2 separate regions of the Homo sapiens genome follow, and region 2 is linked to region 1. Evidence: chromatin loops called from intact Hi-C (ENCODE). Cell type or tissue: endothelial cell of umbilical vein. All regions are shown on one strand.

Region 1 (8,000 bases):
AGAGTGAGACTCTTGTCTCAAAATAAAAAAAAAATTTTAAAAAGGAGTCTCTCACATTGCTGACCTCCCAAACCAAAGAATTCACGTTAATATACGTTTGCTGACACTTGTTTATCACTGTGATTACTAACAGCCAACTTTTATTGAACCAAGCACTGAAGTTCTAAAGTGGTAAGGCAATTCAGACACCTCTAGAACCAACCCTTGTTCACAACCAATTGTCCAAGGTTGAAGTACTGGACAATGGGGGTGGAGAGGGAAGGCAGGGAAGGAGACCTGAAGATACTCTTACTGCCCTCCGGAAACTTATTAACACTGGAATCAGGAAATACACAGATATAATAAAGACCTGAGCCACTGAAGACCATAACTAGGTCATTGAGAACTCAGTGCCCTGATGTGGGTAGGGCAGGACTGAGGGGTGAGAATCTTGAGAAAACCAAGATAAGGTTTTATCAGGGATATGATATCTGGGAAGTAAACAGACGGTTAATTCAAATGGGAGAGTTGTAGCTGAGGGGGGAGAAAAGGTTGACGTTTTTCTGCATCTGTTGTATAACCCCAGATGGTCGCATAAAAACACTTCTTAATAGAAGTCAAGAAGGGTGGACCATGCTGACACTGCTTATGTTCTCAGCAAGACAGAAGTGGCTGATAACCCTTTTCTGGCGTGTGCACGTGTGTGTGTCTGTGGTGTGTGTGTGTGTGTGTGTGTGTGTATTTCTGCAAGTAAAAATGGAAAATGAAGGGGCGAGTGATTTTTTAACCCAGGCATATCTGCTAGCTATATAGTATGATGAATTTCAAACAGAAGAATTAAAACTCACCTTATGTTCTCACAGCCCCTCGTACCCATTCGAATTCACTTTTTAACTCACAGGATTATTTGTGAACTTTTTATAATGGTTTACGAGGAACTAGAATGACCCTTAACTACTTTAAATATGTTAGGCACTCAGGAGACTTGGGAGCTCTCAGTGTACAGAAAGCCTGGGGTAGGATGGAGCTCCCCCACAGTGAGGGGGTAGAAGAAGGCGGGAGGACCAGAATGTACCCTGGGGATGCTATCTGCCTGAGACAGGCAAAGGGGGGAAATCTGCCAAAGAGACAGAGGACAAGAGACAACCTGCCACAGAGATAACCTGCCAAGGGCGAAGAATGAGGGGGGATGGTCCTAGAAGGCAAGGGCGAGGACAGAATGAGGGTGGCAATGGCCCACAGGGGCCAGTGGACGTCATTGACAGTCACAGCCTGAGAAACAAACATTTCCCCCTAAAAAGAAGTAATGAGTCCAGCAGGAACTGAAGTCAGTCTTGCCGTGGCCCGAGATACACTTCAAAATGTTGCGCGCTGCAGTTTCACTAGATTCTCAATTTCTCAACCCCAAACATTTAATTAAAAGAAAAAAGTCCCAAGCAGTACTTTATCTGAGGAGTCATTACAATAAACAGGCAGTTAGTACAAGGTCAAGATAAGGAAGAATGTGAACAATACAATGGTGTAGATGCTGTGGAGGGGCTGGGCAGGGGGCTGAGGGAAGGAAACGAGCCGGACAATGCACAGATGTCTATGTTTTCGCTGCCAGGAGTTCAGACAAACAGGAAGACCTTAAACTTCTCCAACTGGGAACACTCGGTTTTGCCTGATGAGCAGAGGGGCTGAGCACATGACTAGAACACAGAAACAGAAGGTTGTCATTAAGGCTACAAGACTCGCTCCACACAGAACCCACACCCAGCCTCCTTCTCAGGAAAACCCGGGCCTTGCTCACCTTGCGCCCAGGTTATGCTCCTCGGCCTCACAGCCTTTTCCCTTGGGCTGCTCAGTGAGGTTTTCGGGCACACTCACTCATGGGACCCAATAAGCCCAAGACACCAAGTTTCACAATTTTAGAATTTCCTACTGACATCTAGCAGAGAATTTATGTGTATACAGCTTCTAAGTGGGAACCAAAGAAAAAATGTCTGGCGTAATTATTCAAATGTCATGCTCTGTTCCAACAATAATATCACAATGGAGGTATAAGAATTGTTAGATATCCGGCCAGGCGCAGTGGCTCATGCCTGTAAACCTAGCACTTTGGGAGGCCAGGGCAGGCGGATCACTTGAGCCCAGGAGTTCAAGATCAGCCTGGACAAAATGGTGAAACCCCACCTCCACTAAAAATACAAAAATTAGCCAGGTGTGGTGGCGGGCGCCTGTAGCCCCAGCTGCTCAGGAGGCTGAGGCACAAGAATCGCTTGAACCCAGAAGGCAGAGTTTGCAGTGAGCCAAGATTGCACCACTGCACTCCAGTCTGGGGGACAGAATGTGACCCTGTTCTCAAAAAAAAAAAAAAAAAAAAATTGTTAGACATCCTCAGAATCTCAAAAGTTAGGAATCTCATGAAATGTTTTCTCTTTGGAAACAGTTACATATTTTTCTCCCTGTTGAGTATTTTTTAAATGTTTGAAACTATGCAAACAATAAATATTTCTTGAAATAATTAAAACTTCAGAACATTGTGTGGATATTTAATACTTGGTACTCCTTGAGTATTAAAGGTAAATGTTTCTAGATATAACAGGGTTTCTCAACTTCAGTACTTCTAACACTTGGGGCTGAATAATTCTTTGTTGCAGGGGCTGGTCCTATAAATTGAAGGATGGTTAGCAGCATTCCTAGCTTCTTCCCACTATATGCCAGTAGCGCGCTCTCAGTCGTGGCCAAAAACAATGTCTTTAGACACTGCTGAATGTTCCCAGGGGACAATCCTGCTCCAGAAGGTACTGCTGTGGTTTAGACCCAGGGACTGAGATGAGCGTCAAATGCTGACTATAGGACACACTGGCAGAATAAAGCAGGGCAATCACTAATCTCCCTATGCCTCAATTTCCCCAGCTATAAAATGAGGATATCTTATAGGGTAGAGATGAAGACTAAATGAGAGAATACATGTAAAGTGCTTTGCATAAAGCACTGTAATGCACAGAGTAAGCATTCAGTAAATGGTAGCAATGATAATGGTTAAAGAAAAGTCACAGATCCATAACCTTGGAAAAATGAATTGAGCAGGTCATTCATGGGGTCATTAATAAGAACGAATGCCCACACAGCTCACATCTAAGCAGTCTGTACAGGGCACAAAGGCTAGTGTGTTAGAAACACACGGCCACTTATTAACACTCACCTTGATAAAAATCAAGTTGTTTTCATCCCTTGGAGGATAAAGTGGGGAGTAAAGAGAATAAAGAGAAAAGAGATGAAATGCGAAAACGGATACAGACTAAGGAGAAATATCCTGACACAAAGAGGAAAAGGTAAAAGTGTGCACCTTCTAAAAACTGCTTGAAGACACAAGTTAAAATAAACATGCTGCGTTTGGGAATAGGATACCACAGTGAGAGCTGGTGAGTATCTAAATAGCTGAAAATGGCCACTGCAAGGTGCAGAGGACAGTTGTGATGGAGCTAAGAAGAAAAGTAATATGGCTCAACACCAAGGAAGTAGGAAAGTGTGAGCACGGTAGATAGAGCCTCCTCTCTGGTCAAGAGCTGCCTTCCAGCTTCTTCCTATCTGAGCCTGCTGAAGAAGGCAGCAGAGCCACCCCAGCCTCCCCAAGTCCAGTGCCAGGGGCTTCAAACCTGGGTCTCTCCCACTAGCTGTTCCCCGGCCCCTCAGTAGGAAACTGAACAAAGCCCCGCTCTCTGCCTCTTCTGCTGGCCTCTGTAGCCCTGGCCCCCGCCACCACTCTACAGAGCACTCCATTTTCTTGCCTCCCCACTCCTCCCCACACTCCAAGTTTGTGTGTCACATACAGGCTGGGTGTGGACGGACTCACTGGAACACAAATACTGTGAGTCAATCAGCACTCAAATCTCCTTGGGTTTAGAAATAGTCAGTGACTTTTTCCGGTAGCTGAAGTCTGAAATAAGCTGTTAAAAACAATCATCTTGACTTTCTATCTGACTCATAGCGAATGCAACATTAAATTGAAAACACCTCCTAATTAGCCACTCAGAAATACAACCAAGTCTTTGTGAGACAAAGCCTGGCAATATTTACTGAAATACTGTCTTTGCGGTCTTCTTCTGAACCCATGTTATACTTACATCCCAGTGATATGCAGTTATCTATTCTGTCATTCAAATGCACCAGATCGTTCCTTCCTCATCAAAGTAAATTAAATAACCCAGAATAGCAGTGGGCTTGTGCCTAGTGCTTAAGGCTGCACACTTTAACATTCAACAATGTGCCCCAACCATCTGTAATCTTCTGAGCCCAAGTTGGGTCCACACAAAAACCCAGTGGAGGCGAGTGATTTTTTACCATGATATGCTATTATTATGTTATTGTCAATTGAATGCACTTCAAAAACCAAATGAAGAAGACAAGACAGACCTCCATTCTTTCCTGAAGGCTACACAGCACCCTCCATGTGACCCCAACATCCAATCAAAGACATCACCATGGCGTCGCTTTCCCGGGGAATTTTCACAAGATAAAAACATCCATAGCCCAGCTTGGAAAAGAAAACTATTTGATGCCAATGTGGAAGGACCCAATAGGTAGTTGAGGTTAGAAATTTGAATAACAGGCAACAAATACAGAGTTGACTTAAAATACCCTAAACTATTCTGAGAAACTCCAGAAGGTTGAATGTTAAATTCGCTTTGTCAGAATTAATTTGGGAAATATTTGGTCCTGCTTGAAGGAGAACTCCAGTTCCCCGGCCAGCATTTTGTCAAGTCACCATTTCCATTGCTGGCTCATGTCAGTGAGCAGTGTGAGTGACTAAGTGTTCCTCTCCTGCCTCAGCTGGGAAGATTAACATGGGGCCAAACGCCTTGGAGACAGGAAAACAAACGAACCCAGTTACTATGTTTTTAACTCAGTTCTGTCTGGAAATCAGGAAGCAAGACTCTGAAGATCAAGCTTCGGGAAAGCTCTTAATGCTGATGAGGAGTTTTTTTTTTTTTTTTTTTTTTTCCAAAAGTTCAAATGAGAAGTCACTGAGAGCCTAGAAGTAAAGAAGGCTAATAAATGACAACCGCACTTGCAGATTGCCCCCTGGGTGGTACAGTCAACAGCCACTGCTCAGAATGACTTTTAACTCAAAAGGATCAGAAATTTGGACCAGCCTCCCATCTCGTTATTTCACCAGACCCTTTTGTGTTCACGAACTTTGTATATAAAGTCCTCTGACTGGAAACAGATCTAGAAGGCCAGTTTCACTGCACTTCTAATGAAGTCAAGGGACGAAGGATTTCAGATTTTACTTCACAAAGAAAAAAAAAAGATTGTGAAATTTTCAACTTGTAATATTACAACAGTTTCTAGTCCCAGCAAAAGACAGACTAAACAACATCATTCAGCTGGGAAAATTAGCTACCCATCTTGGTCCCCACCCTACCCCAAGCTTTATTTATTCAGATACATGGCATTTACTGAACTGCCTGGATAAGAACATGAAGTCAGCAACACCTCTCGTTCTGAATCCTGAGGAGTGTAAGCGATTAAGAGTAACATCCAATGGTCATTGATCTCTACTGTTTATTTCTCGTTTCTCAGTTCTGATAACCCTCCTTGATTTTCTGAACCTGGAGCTGCCAGCTATTTTCCATCTCTGAACCACCACTATCTGTCTAAAATTGGATCTCTCTTTGGCTTAACTGTGCTCCCAGTAACATAAAACAATACTGAAATGCTTAAACCAATGCATTTCTTGTGGGCACTTAGTCACAGAACTGTACCTGCTATGGGCTTCCAAGTTCTATTGTTCTAACTCAACTCTGCTGACACACTCTCCATTTTATGCTCTAAGACTCCTTTATCGCAGGGGTCCCCAACCCCCAGGCCACAAACCAGTACCGGTCTGTGGCCTGTTAGGAACTGGGCTGCACAGCAGGAGGTGAGTGGTGGCAAGCCAGAATTACCACCTGAGCTCTGCCTCTTGTCATATCAACAGTGGCATTAGATTCTCATAGGAGCACAAACCCTATTGTGAACTGTGTGTGCAAAGGATCTAGGTTGCATGCTCCTTATGAGAATCTAATACCTGATGATCTGAGATAGTTTCATCCTGAAACCATCCCACCCCATCATACATAGAAAAATTGTCTTCCACGAAACAGGTCCCTGGTGCCAAAAAGGTTGGGGACCGTTGCTCTATTGTATTCATGTTAACTCATTACCATGTTTGTACACTGGTTATAGAATGTGTTTCTGCAGCAATAACTAACAATGATGGTGCCATTTAGAGGCCCTACCAAAGCAGCAGGCACAGTTATGTATGTGTACCCACTAAATGCACCACCCCTTAACTCCCTCACAGCTGTCAGGTAGGTGCTATTATGTTTCACAAATAGGAAACTGAGGCAATGGCCATTTAAGTGTATCAATAAATATAGAGCATTCCCTTCAACACCCAAGACAGTCACAAGCATCCACATTCAAAAGATGTTAATAAATACCAACAACCAAGATACGTCTATTTTAACCAGCCTAATGCTAACAGATAAAAACAGCTTGTTTTTTGAAAGCCAAATGTTAATTGGCAGAGCCCTGTCAAAGGCAAGTATTTTCATACTTTAAAACTTTTCCCAGGTATGGTAGCTCATGCCTGTAATCCCACCACTTTGAGAGGCTGAGACGGGAGGACTGCTTGAGGCCAGGCGTTCAACAGCCTGGGCAACATAACAAGACCACGTCTCTGAAAAAAAAAAAAAGAAAAATTTAATTAGCCAGACATGGTGGCATGCGCCTGTAGTCCCAGCTACACAGGAGGCTGAGGTGGGAGGATCACTTGAGCCCAGGGGTTCAAGGCTGCAGTGAGCGATGATTGTGCCACTACACTCCAGCCTGAGCAACAGAGTGAGGACCTATTTCTAAATAAATAATAAGAATTAAAAGTTTGCGCAGACCAACACCTGGAATCCTGTAGCAACTGCCTTCATAAGAACTGAAAAGGACTCTTACTGATGACCTCGCTTTACTGTCACAGTATTCCTGTGAAAGGTTGAAAAGCAGAGAGAAAGTATAACACTTTTCCCTGAAGCATGAAGCCACACATTGCCCCTGGAAAGCATTTTGCAGCCTAGCAGTAACAGGGGGTTGGTGCAGGATGGAGCCAGGCCACGCAGCAAGGCTGGCATGTAGCATACGGGAAGCGGAGCTTGCAGTGAGCCGAGATTGCGCCACTGCAGTCCGCAGTCCGGCCTGGGCGACAGAGCGAGACTCCGTCTCAAAAAAAAAAAAGAAAATGCTCACAGCTTTAAGAACAGAAAGCATTACATGACGAGACAGATGAAAGAATTTGTGAAACAAATCACTGAATTTTTGCAATATTAGAGAGTCTCAAGGAAGGAAATCATCTGACAGACTGAATCATAAATTTGTGCAATGCAAGAATTTATAAAAGCATCAGGGTGTGAATCATACCCACAAAATGTTTTTTAATATCTTTGCAAAAATCAGGCTCATGAATGTACCAACTCTTCCAACAGCACTTGTCTTTTTATTTCAGGTATTAACTGATTTACAACTTATTTTAAAAATTACAATAAAATCTACCTGCAAGACCAAATTTGTGGAAACTGGAAGAAGGGAGAGAAAATAAACTAGTTCCCAGAACAGAAGATTGGGCAAATGCCATTTTGCCCATGCCAAGTTAAGCCATAAGATCCATCAGGCACATTATTTTTAGTAAATTACTCAAGGACATTCCAATTCATAGCTAAACATCATCAGTAAAATTTTTTCAAAATTGCAAATAATTTTTTTAAATTTTTAATTTTTTAATTTAAAAAATGAGTTTCTCTGAAATACCAAGTGACTGTTAAAAATAATGAAAAAATTCTAACCCATGTCTCTAATAATCAAATTATACCATTAGTATTTAAAAACAGAAAATTAACCATTTTTGGTTTCACATATACATGTGGCTTTAGTCTACTGTTTCTCTAATACTTCTTGTAGAAGCATAACCACTAAGAAGGTTCACATGAAATCAGGCTGAACCA
Region 2 (8,000 bases), 110 kb after region 1:
TCCCACGCCTCCAAAGGCCTTCCATGGCCAAACACACCGCCACACCTGCTAGCCCTCAACGATCATGGCTCTTCCACCTGTCTCTCCCCACTAGACTGTGAGCTTTCCAAGGGGTGTAATAAGCATGTGTTGAATAAATGACTGAATACATAGCCATATGGACTCACCTGGAATAAGAGTTTCAGGCCTGCATTCCATCCCCTCACCCTTTCCAATCCAAAGAGGCAAAATGATTTGCCCAAGGCCGCAGAGCAAGCTAACAGCAAAGGAAGGTCAGGGAGGCAGAACAGACAGTTCTTATCAATTTCTGCCTTTCACAGGCTGTGTTCCCATCTTTCCTGAGTACCATGCCCCCTTGAGGACAAAGACATTTTATTTGTGATAAGAATGGAATCATTTTTTGTGTGTTTCATTTCAAGAACATGGAGGAACATCTTATGAATCTTAGAATGTGGGGCACTAAGCCCAATCTAGGGACACCAGGGGAAGAAGAGTCGGGAAATGGCTGTGAGCCGTGGAGTGGGTCAGTTCTTCACAGACATTCCCAGAGTTCTGGTCCCTCGGGAGTGCTTCTGTGTAAGTCCTCTGTCGGTTCTGGTTTACTCCGACAGCAGAGACAAGAGAATCTCCCAACCCATCCCCACTCTGTTCTCAAAACATACTCCACCACTTACACAAGCTTTGGCTTTGGCAGCAGAATGCCCAAGTTCAGTTTCTTTTTGCCAGCCAGAGGCTGAGAACTCTGCAAATGTAATGACTCTTTTCAGATACGACAGAGAAAGCATGCACTAATGCACATTACCTAGGTGGCATGCAATCTCAGGAGAGTCAAGCCCTTCTCTTCAAGTCCTCTGGGAAAGACGCCCCCAACACTCCCACCGCCCCCTCTTCCCCCAGGGAAAAGGGATGGTTTCTGCCGCTGGCCAAGCTCACCTGCTAAGCAGGTACAGAAAATGGATCATTTTCCAAGTCTTGGATTTAGCTTCTCTCTCACAACCAAACTGACTTTAAAAAACAAAACCGGCCAGGCACAGTGGCTTACGCCTGTAATTCCAGCACTTTGGGAGGCCCAGGCGGGCGGACCACGAGGTCAGGAGATCGAGACCATCCTGGCTAACACGGTGAAACCCCGTCTCTACTAAAAAATACAAAAAATTAGCCGGGTGTGGTGGTGGGCGCCTGTAGTCCCAGCTACTTGGGAGGCTGAGGCAGGAGAATGGTGTGAACCCGGGAGGCAGAGCTTGCAGTGAGCCGAGATCGCGCCACTGCACTCCAGCCTGGGTGACAGAGCGAGACTCCGTCTCAAAAACAAACAAACAAACAAACAACAACAAAAAACAACCAACCAACCAAAACAATCCTAGGTACAATTATGGTGTTTAGTCTTAGTTTTCATATATAGATCACCTGGCTTTTCATTACAACTAGTATGTGAAATGGCCACATTAGAAGTGTGCCAAATGCATCGTAAATTATATTAAAGTTCCCATCACACACACAGACACACACACACACACACACGCGCACACAAACACCAATTAAATGAATGGGAACAAGTTCTGCCTAGTGCCCTCCCAGGCATCCTGTGCTCTTCTTGAGCTGCCTGGACACCTGGTGCCTGAGGCTGCCGTCTGTGGCCCTGCCTCCTGCTCTGCCCTCCTTGAAGAGTGCCCCACACTCCACCCTATCAGAATCCACTCTTGCATACTCTGATCCTGAGAAGCATTCTATTAAGTTATTCCTGTTAACGTATAAATCACAAATGCATTGCCTGTCCTCTGTGTGCTTACACGTCTAATAAGAGGCTTAAAGGGAAACACTTCACCCAATTTCTCTAATGGTAGAATTGTAAGTACAACAGTAAGTGAATTCCACCTTTCGGGTAAGGAGCTACTTCTATATCCAGCTGATCCCCCCACACTGACCATTTCCTACTTCATTGGTTTCATAAGCTGACTTTGCCCCTAAGGTAAGGCTGAGATGGATCCTGCATCTTTAGGAATAGAGGTTAATTTTCATACAATTGTGGAAGGGCAAACTCCTTAACCTTCCAATTCACCTGGATCAGAATCAAGCTGGTCTGTGGAGGATGGGGCCCCTTCTTCATCCATTTCTGGTCATCCATTACTTAACAACGCTCATTATCTCCAGTGTCTGAACCAAAGTAGGAAAGAGTGGGAAAATCACTATCGAGACATTCTTAAAGACTTCTCTACAGAGGCCCAAAGCTTATGTAGTCCAGTATCTTTGAGCACTTAATAATCAGTGTCTGTAAAACCTTCCTAAAAATAAAGGCTTCACAGAACTGACTTCTTACACCATTAACAAAGGCCTCTCTGATTTGGCTCCATCCAAGATAAGAGCCTCTCTGTAAAAGCAAAAGCATGTATTAAGATAAAAAGTGAAGTGGATCCAATGGGACAGAAGACAGCCCTTCACAAGCAAGTATCTAGGAGGCCAAGAAATAAACAGGCAAGGGTGTCCCTCAGACATGGCCAATATCACAAGCTCAGACAGACAGGTTTCTAAACTGATACTCCTCTAAATTGGTTTTTCTAGAGCCTTCCTGATCATAAGAACCACCTAGAAGCTTTGTTTAAAAGACACAGATTCCCAGGACCCACTCCAGACCTATGAAGCCAAAACCCCGGGTAGGGTCTGGTCACATATGTCTAGCTAGCACCTTAGCAGAGTGTCAGGCAAGTTTCAGAAATAATGCTCCAAATGAAACAATAGGCAACCTTTTAAAAGCTTTGTAATCGCATAACCTTGAAGTTATAGGGTATGTGGGAAAATGCAGGTTTAATGGAAGGAAGTTAGAGCCTTCCTAATCTAGTTAAACTTATGGAATATAACCAACATGTAATGAGGAAATCATTTTAACTAGCTTGGGGGGAGGGGGGGAAGCCTTCCCCTATACCTTTACCATATCTCAACTGGAAGAGCTCATAACCTCCCTGCCCTAAAGGATTAAAGGCATCCCTGCACAGTGGCTCCCAACAGCTATTAAAGGCCCAAATGGAAGTGCCAGGGCTGAGGGCTCGCAGTCTCATCCTGATAGAGGCCAGCCCTAAGTAGCAGGTGACCAACTTCAAGTCAGACCTCACAGGCCCTCCTGGCATGCACGGTTCAGCCCTGACATTTCTCAGCCGCCAGATGCCTATTCCATAGTCTCTTTCATGCTCCAGTTTAATGTGAGGCCTTGCTATTCAAAGTGAGCTCCACGGGAGTAGCAGGGGAAGCATCACGGAGAGAGCTTGTTAGAGATACAGAATCCTAGGCCCTACCCAGCCCTGCTGTATCAGAGTCTGTATTTTAACAGGATTCCAGCCAATTCTTGGGCACAGTCAAGCTTGAGAAGCCCTCCTGATGGGGTAGGGACTTCTACCCACAACTCTGGAACATCAGCCTCCCCACTCGGGCACCAGCCTCTCAGAGGCCTTCCTCCCTCACACTGTTCACTCAAGTCTTGTCAGTGCTGGTTTGTCTTGGGGCCAGATCACCATCAGCAGGACCCAATGAATAGCTGACAACCCAAAGCCCAGTTTTTAGGAAGTTAAAAGGAGGCAATAAGGGCCGGGCGTGGTGGCTTACACCTGTAATCCTAGCATTTTGGGAGGCCGAGGCAGGTGGATCACGAGGTCAGGAGATTGAGACCATCCTGGCTAACATGGTGAAACCCCACCTCTACTAAAAATACAAAAAAATTAGCCAGGCATGGTAGCAGGCGCCTGTAGTCCCAGCTATTCGGGAGGCTGAGGCAGGAGAATGGTGTAACCAGGGAGGCGGGGCTTGCAGTGAGCCGAGATGGCACCACTGCACTCCAGCCTGGGTGACAGAGCGAGACACCGTCTCAAATAATAATAACAATAATAAATAATAAATTAAAAAACATAAAAAAGGAGGCAGTAAGTTCTGATTGTGTCTCACATTCTCATCTGGCTCTAACATCTGCCTCCCTTCGAGGGCAGGACTATAGACCTCGTGATCGTAAATCAGCAGAGACAATCCAAAGTCAAACAATACCATGGAATGCTGGCTCTTTGGTTCCAGCACAATGTTAATGAGGTCGAGGTCACGGGTATGATTAGCTTCCTCTGTATCTTGGCACAGACTCCAACCCTCTGCCCTCCGGCCGCCTGCAAAGGCTGACGCACCCTTGGTTACTAAGAGGACTGGAGGAGAATGACAAGGGGAGGCTAACAGAGCAGCACCAGTTAATGACTCAAAGAACCTGAGTGGCTGACGGGCTGCATGTATCAAAGAATGACTTGTGGCCCAGAGGGAAGGCTGACAAGACAGACGACCAGGTCAGAATTCAAAACTATCTGGACAGGCCAAACATGCCAGAACTGAGAAAGCTGAAATTTCACAAGAAGAAATGAAAGTCTCATGATCAAGGTTTCAAAAATCAAATATACACATCCCAAACTAGAGGAAATCTAATTGGATGGCAGTTATTAAGTTTTTAAAATTTTTTAAAACATTCAAGTTTTGTTGACCAATATGGATATTAAGAAAGCCAGAAGCCTCTTAGGACCAGAAGTCTAGTTTCCAGACCAAAAGGAGCAGTGGTTCTTGCCTAACATGGCTGGTCAGACTATCCTAAGAGGCCCCCCAGCCACCTGTCCACACAGGTGTACACACAAACTCTCACACCTTCCCACCACCACCACCATTGGGGTTCTTATTATTCAGTGTGGCCTCTTCACCCATACTGTCCCTGACTACAGCTCTTTTTGGCTTGGTAACATAGTGTAAACATTTCACACATCAGCTTAGTTCCCTCTCATGCTGCCCTTTCTTTACAATACACTTAAGCACAAGCTGGGAAAAACAAACAAACAAACAAACAAACAAAATGCATAAATAGTCAAGACAACCTAAGCACACCCACTTACCAAAAGGATTCAGATCAAAAATGACTTACAGTCACCAGTTTAAGCCGGCACACTATGCTACGAATTACAGCATGAATCCATGCAGAGTCAGTAATTAAGTCGGTAATTATGAGTTTTCACTGCAGAAGAACCCTGAAAGGCCCACTGTAAGAAGGAGCAAATGAAAGAGTATCTGTTTAGACATACCTCTCTAGAATGTAGAATCATCTTCTAAGAACGGACAGTTGGCCATTTTAAAAAAAAAACAAATGTGATTTTAGATTGTTTTTAAAGTTGTGAGCCATGTTTTTCTTACGTATCTATTTAATATACAAGTGTTAGTCATTTACAAATACAAAAACACTGCTTACTGGTAAGTTTGTAATTCCCAGACTATCCAGTCTGTTATTTTTAATTCAGAAAATGTGTTCTCTATGAGCAAGAGAAAGTTAATTTTTTAAGAAGTTATTTTGCCCTTAATAAGTGTGTGCCATGCACCACTTATCTGAAGATTGAATGAGGCTCCTGTGAATGCAATTACAGCCTTCCTTAAACAACTGGCTAAATGCCTTAAAACTAGAAAACATGTGAAATTCAGTCCAATTGCAGCCTGCCCCAGGAGAAAGGAAGCTTGAACTCCAGGTGCCCCGACAACACAGCACAGTGTGGAAAGAAAGAAAATGCTGAACAATAGAATCAGGAGAGGAAAAAGAGTCCCTCTTAATTTTCCGGGCATGTGGGGAGCTTGTTGCTAAAGAAATATTTAAGATCTCACTGCTGGTTAAGGTTCAACTGAACAGTGAAATTAAAAAACAAAAAAAAAATCAAACATGCCAGTACAGCACTTATTTAATTCAGTATTTCTTATCAATCAGGTTTATTTCAGTACTTCTTATCAATACAACAGAAACACCTCTCAAATCACACTTAAAATGTTTATGAAAACATACCAAACATACCCATTATAAGGGGTGGGGTCTTCCCTATCATTCAGAGGAAGCTGCCCCATTCTGGATTTGGGTTGCAACCCCCAGTCCTAGTTACATTCCTGCAGCCTTCCAGTATTTATAACTATATCAACAATGAGTAGGAACGTCAGTTCTGTTTAAAGACAGGAACTGCCTTACAAAGGATGCACCATGGATATCAAGCAATGTATGATGTTGTGACCAAAACCACTGATCCAGTTTTGTACAAAAACCAAAATACTTCCCCAGCTCTTTAGTTCTCATTTCAAAAAGTAACATACTACTTGTAGAAAATCTGAGAAACAGAAAAATAAAGAAAAAAAATTAGTCACTCATAGCCCCATTAAGATAACCAGTTAAAATTTTAGTCTCTGTCCTTCCAACCCTGTTAAGCAGGCAAGGATGAGGTGAGGTGTTATTGCTGGTTACACAGACTAACAATGATTAATCATCCCCACTGGACTTACCCTAAATCCACAGCAGTAAGAGGAGTAACGGTTGTGCCTGCAATTCAACAAGCATTCACTGGGGCCTGCTTGGCACACTCTCATTTATGCCACAAATGAATGAAATGCAAATTAACACCAGTAGCCCTTGAGGGCCATTTGGTAACCTCAAAAAAGAAGGTAGATAAACCTCATCCCTGGTGGACATGAAAACAAGAGTTAGTTATCCTAGTACAGAGAGTAGGAGAGCCTGGCCACCCTCTCTAAGGCAGGGAAGGAAATGTTTCAGAGGAAGGGTGTGCAAAGCAGTTGGAGATGAAGACCTGGGAACCACACACATGTGCAGCTGCCCATTAGCAATGCAAGGGTTCCTGGGAATCTGTGTGCTTTTAGGACCAGAGAGATTCAGCCCACAAGGGAAATGTTCTTAGTCCCACAAACAGGAAGAGCTTTAAAACTGTCAGAACACCCTAGTTTCCATACATCAACCTGGGCTACTATCATCCACCTATTACCCTTGTGCAGTCAAAGGCCAGACAACCTGGTTACGTCTAGTTGAACCATGCTCTGTGCTTAAGGCACAAGGAAAGAATTGTTTCTACTGCTGATGTCACCTCAGCGTTAAACATTGTTCATTATTAACCAGCTGAAATATTCTTCTTTCAAATACTATAACTGGGTGCAGGTTTCCTTGCTTATTTTTTTTTAAGGTGAAGAGTTGTGAAAGTTAGTTTGACTGAACTTCCAAAGTTCACCCCCAAGTAAATACCTTGGAAGTCTTAAATAAAGTTTGACAAAAATATTTGTAAAATAGTCTCCATAAAACCACTTAATCATTATAACATGTTATTAAATCAAAGTCAGAACAAACCCAGAAGAAAAATCCAAATACACTGAGGTTCTCCTTTCTGGACCTGCCAACTGTCAAAATCAAAGTTGGGTGTTTCTCCTGATCTAGCTGATTAAAGTTTAGGAAAATGTGCAGATAACACACCTTTTTAACCGTATTCAATATTTTGTAGACATACACAAAACTAGTTTACATTCTCAGCAAGTGAAGTTCATCTTACATTTTCTTAAATATATTTATTGTATTTAAGAAAATGTACAGTATACACACACACACACACACACACACACACACACATATATGCTCAAGCTGCTATAATAAAATACCATAGATTGGGTAGCTTAAATGACAAACATTTATTTCTCACAGTTCTGAAGGCTGGGAAGTCCAAGATTAAGGTGCCAGGAGATTTGGTTCCTGATGAGGGCCCTCTTCCTGGCTTGCAGACAGACAGTCGCCTTTTTGCTGCATCCTCACACACTGGAGAGTGAGCTCTGGTCTCTCTTCCTTTTCTCATAATGACACTGATCTTATTATGGAGGTCCCACCCTCAGTATCTCATCTAAGCCTAATTACCTCCCAAAGGTCCTGCCTCCAAATACCATCACATAGCGGGTTAGGGCTTCAACATATACATGAATCTGGGGGACACAAATATTCAGTCCTTAACAGACACGTGTATGGTATCAATTTTGTCAGTTACACATCCTAGCTATCAAACACATTCACAACCATTCCAGGTACATCCCTCTTAACTAGCTCAGTTTAAAATAACAAGCAGAACTCACCAAGTCTGCAAAATAACATCAGTACAAGCCTGGTCATTTGAGGCTAAAGTCAAGGGCTTGATGGACAA

What was found. Hi-C counts contacts between places; a loop is a spot of excess contacts. Peaks named below come from ENCODE experiments on the same cell type or tissue, not always from the same donor. Only the 100,000 strongest peaks of a DNase experiment are listed, where the experiment ranks them.
Region 2: a loop joins it to region 1, with 3 times the contacts of the local background. A loop is called at or near these places in 27 of 110 quality-filtered maps.

Annotation. Positions count from the first base shown.
Region 1 is chr5:78,522,419-78,530,418 of GRCh38, forward strand. The region is part of intron 3 of LHFPL2 (LHFPL tetraspan subfamily member 2); the gene reads right to left. Among named protein-coding and RNA genes, the nearest start is that of LHFPL2, 120 kb to the right of the region's middle. In endothelial cell of umbilical vein, no CTCF peak of the experiment used is centred here; DNase peaks (open chromatin) are centred at 1,543, 1,953, 3,873, 4,833 and 3 weaker places; H3K27ac peaks cover 8,000 bases.
Region 2 is chr5:78,634,499-78,642,498 of GRCh38, forward strand. All of the region lies in intron 1 of LHFPL2 (LHFPL tetraspan subfamily member 2), which reads right to left. Among named protein-coding and RNA genes, the nearest start is that of LHFPL2, 10 kb to the right of the region's middle. In endothelial cell of umbilical vein, no CTCF peak of the experiment used is centred here; DNase peaks (open chromatin) are centred at 4,103, 5,503 and 6,473; H3K27ac peaks cover 3,090 bases.